Regions from separate parts of the Homo sapiens genome. Here region 1 is linked to region 2. Evidence: chromatin loops called from intact Hi-C (ENCODE). Cell type or tissue: dorsolateral prefrontal cortex. All regions are shown on one strand.

Region 1 (4,000 bases), 84 kb before region 2:
CTACAATGAGGGACAACTGGACATAGGAATCTAGAGCATGGAGAAGCTGTAAGGATGGAAGACTTAATCTTTTTTTTTTTTTTTATTTGAGACAGAGTCTTGCTCTGTCACCCAGGCTGGAGTGCAGTGGCGCGATCTTGGCTCACTGAGACCTTTGCCTCCCAGGTTCACGCCATTCTCCTGCCTCAGCCTCCTGAGTAGCTGGGACTACAGGCGCCCGCCACCACGCTCGGCTAATTTTTTTTGTATTTTTAGTAGAGACAGGGTTTCACCGTGTTAGCTAGGATGGTCTCAATCTCCTGACCTCGTGATCCGCCCGCCTCGGTCTCCCACAGTGCTAGGATTACAGGCTTGAGCCACCGGGCCTGGCTGGAAGACTTAATCTTACTGTGCCATCAATATATATTTTAAATTATTAGTGGTTGCGTTTCCTGGGAAGAAAGCATAGAAAAGGAACACAGATTCAAAATCAAATCCAGAGGAATTCCCACATGTAGTGATAGAAGTGGAAAAAACTAGGCAAACACAAGGGAAAAGAGGTAGAAGAAAATGAAGAGAGTAACTCTTTTGTGGCTTCTTGCAAGAATCGGCCCAATTTTTAAAAGGAAGGAGTGGTCAGTTGAGCCAAATGCTGCTCAGAATACGCTAAGCTCACTCCCACCAGCTACAACCCACTCCTCCTGCCACTTTCAGCCTGACTCAAGAATAAGATAAATCTCTAAGTATGTTTCAAATTTATCAAACATAAATAGGTCCCAAGTATGTGGGCCTTAAAAAACAGTAAGACTCACATATAGAAGGACAATGTGAATGAATAAAAAATTGCCAATTTTCAGCTATAGATAGTAATCTGGGATAATTTAAATTAAATGAACATTTTACTACATGCCAAAGTAAACTTCAGAGAGTTGTTAAATGTTTTTTATACATTGATGAAAAGTGAATAGAAAAGAGAATAGAATATCAGATCTACGAAAGAATAACTTTCTCAGATTTGAAGCAAAGAAAAAATAATGAAGGAAAAGATCAACAGATTTTAATATACATTCACTTAGAACTCCCAATCAATGAAAATCAGTAACTCAGATAAAAAGCACGTGTAGGAGAAAATATTCTGAAGTTGTAATGGTTGTATTTACTGAGACTTTACTGGATCAGTCACAAGCAGGTAACAATTAATTTATTATTTCCCACCACTTTTCCTGATTGATCAGATTTCAAAGCTATTTGCAGTCACTTGCAGAAAGTAAAAGTTCGATTCAGTCTAATATCAAAACTACAGATCATCAGCTAATGACATTCTTCTTCCCTCCTCCAGTTTTGGCCTGCCCTGGACTCAGAAACCCACAGGAAGGAAAAGAATATAAGCAGCTTCTTCACATTTTCTTCACTCCACCTCTTTGTAACTACTCTCTAGCTGCTATTTTGGTCCCTCTAGAGTTGGGTCTGCAGGAGTAAATTAAGAGAAAGGGACAGTGTACTATGGCTAATGAGCTGTCTCTGACATCAGGACTGCTTGTTTTTTTCCCAGGGCATTTTGGGAAACTTCTTGGTTCATTGAAAGCAGAGGATGTCATCTTATGCTGGCTTTTAAGACAAACTTCCTCAGTCCCCTACCTTCTGAGGCTTCACAGTATGGATATTCTATCTATTGGAAAGTTTCCCCCAACCCAGAAGACTTGTTTCTCCTGAAGGTGAATCTTCCAGAGCAGAATCTCTTTCAAGATAATACAGTTGGCTTCCCTTCATCCAGTTCATTTGGTCTGCTGGAAAACTCAAGCATCTTAGCTCCCCCTGTGGGTAATTCAGCTAGTTCTTCTACATTCACAGGATCTAACCAGCCAAGCTGTCACTTTGGGACTGCTCAGGCCTGGGTTGGGTAGCAGTTCCTGTTTCCCTTAAATTTCAGGGGACATAAGACACTTCCCCTCTCAAAGTAGATTTCTTAAAGCTTCTCCAGCTTTGCTGGAGGGGGAGAAATATCCCTTCTGCTACTCCATGAGGAATGAGAGAGGGAATGCCACAACACACACACACAACTCACTCTCCATTTCTCTTTTACCCCAAGATAGCCTTTGTAACTGGCCTGTTGTGTATAATGTTGTTTTCACAGTACTCTGAGACCATGAGAAAATGCACAGTTAGCATGCTGCTTCATTGTTAGGGTTGGAGTGGGTCCTTTTACATTGCTGGTAGCAATTGTATATCAGTACAACCTTTTAGAAAGAATTGCAAGGCCTAGTAATTCTGCTGGAAATACTACTCAAAAAAACCATGAAAAGGTCTATGCATATAGATGTCCACCGTAGTATTCATTGTCTAAAGCAGTTCCCAGATCACAAATGTCTGCTAATGCTAAATCATAAGGAGAAGTTTGTTTTCTCAGAAACTTACATTAACAAGTATTTTACTCACCCTTTCTTACTTTTAACTTTTGCTTGTGAGGACCCTCACTCTTCCCCACTAGTCTTGACTTCCTAATCTTATTTTCATCGTTGTAGGTCCAAATTTTGTTGGAACTTTGTTACATGAGACACGATTTTGTTAGTTCTCTCAAGCAACTTATGGACAACAGCAGTTACAAAAGAAAGAATGAATGAGGAAACCCCTGCAAGAACACTCAACTGTCCAAAAAGAATAGTGAAACTGCCTGAGGCAGCAGTCACTGTCAATCAAAGACATCACATTGCCCTACCCAGACCACCATAACAATTTAATCAGAATCTGTAGGGGTGAGCTGAGGCTTCATAATTTCTTTAACCCCTCCCATGGGTGATCCTAATGTGTAGCCAAATTTGAGAATCACCATTATAGAGATTATCATCTAGAGAAAAGAAGAGACAGGCAAAAGAGCACATGAATAATATATGTATTATAGAGCCAATCAAAATTTTAAAAGATGAAGAACAGATAGAAAAACATGGTATAACCTCTAAACATAGCATACAAAGGCCTTTATCATCTCATCTCTACTTACACTATCCTATTTGTTGCTCCTTTCGTGGTCCTTCCCATCCTGTGTTAGAACCACACTAACCTTCTCAGGTACCTAAACATGCTAGGCCCTCTTGGGCTCAGCCTGATTTCCTTCTTGATCTACCTAGATCATTCCTTCTCCCAGCTAACAGATGAGGTGCATTCCCCTACAAATGGCCTCTCTGACAACAGAACAAGACTCCGTCTCAAAAAAAAAAAAAAAAAAAAAGGCCTCCCTGACCATCCAGGCTGACCTGGATGCCTATGTATATCATAGCACTTCCTGCTCAAAACAGGTCATGTCACACTGTATTGTAACTGTTAGTTAATTTATATTTCAGTTTTTATCACTTTGAAAGCAGGAACACTGTCTTCATTTCATCTCTGAATCCTAATATCTATCAATGTGACTCGCACAGAGGAAGTGTTCAATAAATGTTGGGTTGAATTTTTTAATGCACATAATATAAATAATCATCAAATACAAAATTGTAACTATGAAAACATTTTTGGATTGGAGAATTATATATTAGAAGAAGGAGGAAAAGAAAAAATGAGTGACAGAGAAAGAAAACAAAGAAAGCAAAGAAGAAAGAGAAAGGAGGAGAGAGGGAGGGAGGACAAGATGGAGGGAGGAAGGCAAGAAAAAAAACTAATACAGAATACCTTGTAATTGACAATAATTATAATTTCATTTAATTCACACAGAATTCTCTGGGGTAAATACTATTTTTCTTATCTCACAGATGATTAAACTGAGGTCAAGAGAATTAAATCATTTATTCAACTTTGGAAAGTTTATAAGTACTATATTCAGGTTTTGAATCAAGGTTTATAAGATCAAAAATAGCTATCATTTTCAGAACTAAAATAGTTATTTTTTAACCTTGATTTAAGAGAAATGTTTCATGGGCTGGAGGCTACAAGCAGGGTGAAGTACCAGCAGATAAGAAAGTCAACACAGGTCTATCTTCTATAATGCTCAAAAGTAAATCCACTCACATACAAATCCACAGTTGCAGTC
Region 2 (4,000 bases):
TGAGTTTACCTATGTAACAAACCTGCACATGTACCTCCAAACCTAAAATAAATTTTATTTTAAAAAAGAAGTGCCATTTGTATACAGCTGCCTACATTGTATGTAGCTCCAGTTTTTGTGATATCTACCTGATGATTAGGTTAGACTACGAGACCTAAGCTGAGTCTTCTCCTTCTCATCACTTGCAGGATTTTTCATCACACACATAACTAATTTGTCGATGTCAGTTTCAGTAAAAAATTGTAAGTTTGATGAGGGCAGGAGGCTATGGCTCTTGCTCACTACTATTCTACTGTTCCATTTCCTGCCTGTTGCAGAATACAGAGGACACATTAAATAGATGACTACTGAATGAATAAACTTTAGACTTGCTTTCACTGACTTTTGCTTTCTCAAGATGCTACAACTAGTTTTTATTATACTTACACGTGTGTTTACCATAGGCTATAGTTAAGAAACATATTTCCTGGGATTACACAGTGTTCTATTACAACCCAGGAGATAAATTTCCTATAAGCCTGAATACCCTGAAATAGTTGCATATCTCCTGAGAAATCTATTTATTCTCTTGATGTTGACTCTGTGTATCTTGGAATTGTTTCCATCTTTGTATTGGCTGCTAGAGAGCTAAAACCTAAATCTGCAGCCCAAGTCTCACAGGCACATAGGGGTTCACAATAGGCATTTGGTTCCACAGTTACTCTTTTCTCCACCCTTCCCTCCTTCTCTGGCTTTCCTTTGGCTTTCATTTCCCTCACTTAGTTTTAAATCTATTTTATGTATCTTTGTAAGTCACCTTAATTTCTTTTTGAAACAAGGTAGGACACAAATAAATTGATTTTTTCCCTTCATGATAGAAGTTATTAACTTTGCTGAAGAGGAGAGTGGGCCAAGGAAGACAAAATATAGACTTCAGCAATGTATGGCTGATTTTAAGAGACCTTGGGGATACCTTGTGAAGAGAAGATACTATTTCTAACCCACATTGTATGGTTTTAGTTTTATGTAGAGCACAAGGCAATTGTACAATGTCAACCCTTTTTATTATGTTATATCATTATGTTAATGCTACAAAATATCTAAAAATTAAAAAAGAAACAAAGGAATGTAACTGGACCTGAAGAAGCTTCACTTTTACTTATGGTCAGAACATTAGAAATAAAGAAAATTGATGAAACTGTAAAAATATATGAAAACCATTGGTACCAAGCAGACAGAATAAACTCTCACTCTTGAATTATGTTTTGAGATACAGCACCCTCCCCTCCATCCTCCTCTCCTTCTCAGAGAAAATTATCAATTTTTCATGAGAGGTAGATTCTCAAGAGACAGAGAAATAGACCAATGCTAGATAAGAGCAAATAATCATAATTTTTAAAGAACTAATACTTCAGTTGAATAGTTTATGCAGAAATGCAGTTGCATTTTATCATAATCTCACAAAATCATGATAATTGTCAATCTGAATATAGGATATTTATCTGTTTGTTATTACTAACCCTACAACTACATATCAGGTGCATTTAACTGAAAGGAAGAAACAATGACAAAGGAAAGCATGCACATGTGTGTGCATGCACGCAGACACACACACACACACACTCTCTCTCTCTCTGTCATCTGCCCCAAATAACAAAAGCATCTCTGCCACAAGAATTGTGCCCATCTCTGCTCCAAGTACAGATAGAGAACTACCGCCAGTCTATTTTAGCACACCCATTTAAATTCTGTACATCTTTATAAATGCAGTTATCATTACCATTGTTGCCTTATCACTCTCCATGATTGCTCTCTTTCAGTCAAGTACAAAGACAGCCTGACTATAAATGTTTTGTCATAAAACTGCTATTCAAACAATAAAAAAGGGTTATAATAGTACTAAAAATAATTTACCCCCAAGGCTGCTGTATAGACTGGCAGTGTGCAGATTGAGGGGCACAAAATACCTCCAGCCACATTCTCACTACCCTCTAGACGCTTCTGCATCTGTACCTATATCTGCATGGTTTCAAAGACATTTCAGACATTATCACATGGCCAGAATATCTAGGACCTTTTCAGTATATGATTTTTAAACATGAAAATCATTTTTAGCAAAATTATCATTATTGTACTTAAGAAATAAGAGATAAATTAGATAGAGCATTTGTATCTTTCAAATAGAAAGCTACTTTTAAATTCTTTAGTTTGGGAGCAGCTGGGTAAAAATGCATTGTGTGTGTATATATATAATAAAATATATTTTATACAACATATTACATATCTACATCATAGATACATGTATATATATCACACACAAATATACATATAACACATACTCATGTCATATATAGAAACATACATATATTACATATACATACATACATCATATATAACATATATATTACATACATATATATATTACACATATACACATACACCCACATATAAAATCTTTACTTTGAAAATGCTTTTGATGGCATCAGGACCGGCTGTGCACTGCCACCCAGGGGCTGTCTACAACATTTTAATACTGCTATCTTGCCAAGAGGCATTCAAAGTCATTACCGAATGCATCCTGGACAGTCCTTCATTGTAGTTGTTAGCATTCCCATTGCATTTTCCTGTAGTTTTGGTGTCATTTCCCATATCATGAATGCACATTTCAAAGAAAGGCAGAGAAAAGAAGAGAAAAAAGAATGCCAAACAAGCAAAAGACCACCTAGAAGGAAACAAATTATACTGACAAGGCTGACGAAAAGGAGTAAGAAAAGGGGAAAGACAGGAAGGAGGAGGTTTATCAGGGCTTCATGCCCACTGCTCTGGGTAAATATCCCTCCTTGTAACAATAAAGAAATAAAGTACAAAGAAAGGATAAAGCAGAAGATTACAGACCTGGTCGGTGTTTGATAAATGGCACTCTACTTCACTTTGCTTATTGTGTACTTCATACCTCACTCCTGAATATGGAAGAGAATTTTATTAAAGATTTAGCCACGGTGGTGGTGGTGACTGGCTCACAGTAATTTTCCTACAAAGTAGTTTAATCTATCACAGGGCAGACAGTGCACCTTCTTACCATGTATCATATCTGTCTATTGAGTAAGTGCTATCCAAATCCAATTTCTTTTCATTTTTGGAACCTGTGATGCATATTCAAGATACACTTTCGTTTTGTCTTTGCCCTAAATTGGGCGCTGTATGAGATGGGAGGAAAAAAGTACTAATAAAAAGGAAATATGCACTCTATAGTTTCCATATCATTCTGGTCATTTTTTGTATTTTATAAAAATAAATTGCATAAGTTTAATGGCATATGATATTGACATGTAGAGTCCCCAAAACCTTTTATATTTATGAATATGAATATGAAGCATTGCATCACTGATTATAAAATGAACTTAGAAAATCATTATAGTCAAGTTCCAGTTTTAATCTTTGTGAAGTTGTTCCATTCAATAATGAGGTGACTCGTCCAATAATATGGAAACTGTTTCAACCAAAATCATTCAGCAGTTCATTATGTGGTAAAATGTAAATCCAGAAATGTCATAAGCAAGGTACCTTCAGAGTGCTCCGTTACGGAATCACAGAAATTAGAAAAGCCCTGTGAGGTCACTCACTTCATCTGTTCCTGGTATCAGGGTGCTCTCAGCAAAATATTTTCAAATATAGAGTCTATTCTCCCATTATGAGATTCTATTATTTCTCCTTTCATTGCATTACTTTTTTCACTATGATGAATTGTTTTCTAACCTGACAATCATTGCCTTTAAACGTTATTGGACTTTTTGTAACAAATAAATAATTCTGCCCTTACCTACTTGTAACTAATCCCTCTTATTACTGCTATATCCTTCTTACAGACACTCTTTAAAACAGACCTCAAACATTTTTTAAAAAAACAGAAGGCTAACTAACATATATTTTGGCCAGTAAAAGGTACATGAGAATCACTAACTAGTATTGTCTGAAAGTTCCCTAGAGGATCCAGAGATCTTAGACAGTCACTTCCTATCTA

What was found. Peaks named below come from ENCODE experiments on the same cell type or tissue, not always from the same donor. Only the 100,000 strongest peaks of a DNase experiment are listed, where the experiment ranks them.
Region 1: a loop joins it to region 2, with 2.4 times the contacts of the local background. A loop is called at or near these places in 2 of 110 quality-filtered maps.

What each region holds. Positions count from the first base shown.
Region 1 is chr6:97,584,345-97,588,344 of GRCh38, reverse strand. The region is part of intron 1 of LOC101927314 (a long non-coding RNA gene); the gene reads right to left. Among named protein-coding and RNA genes, the nearest start is that of MMS22L, 300 kb to the right of the region's middle. In dorsolateral prefrontal cortex, a CTCF peak has its summit at 1,782; no DNase peak of the experiment used is centred here.
Region 2 is chr6:97,500,576-97,504,575 of GRCh38, reverse strand. All of the region lies in intron 1 of LOC101927314 (a long non-coding RNA gene), which reads right to left. Among named protein-coding and RNA genes, the nearest start is that of MMS22L, 220 kb to the right of the region's middle. In dorsolateral prefrontal cortex, a CTCF peak has its summit at 2,492 (motif pointing left); no DNase peak of the experiment used is centred here; H3K4me3 peaks cover 1,004 bases; H3K27ac peaks cover 1,111 bases.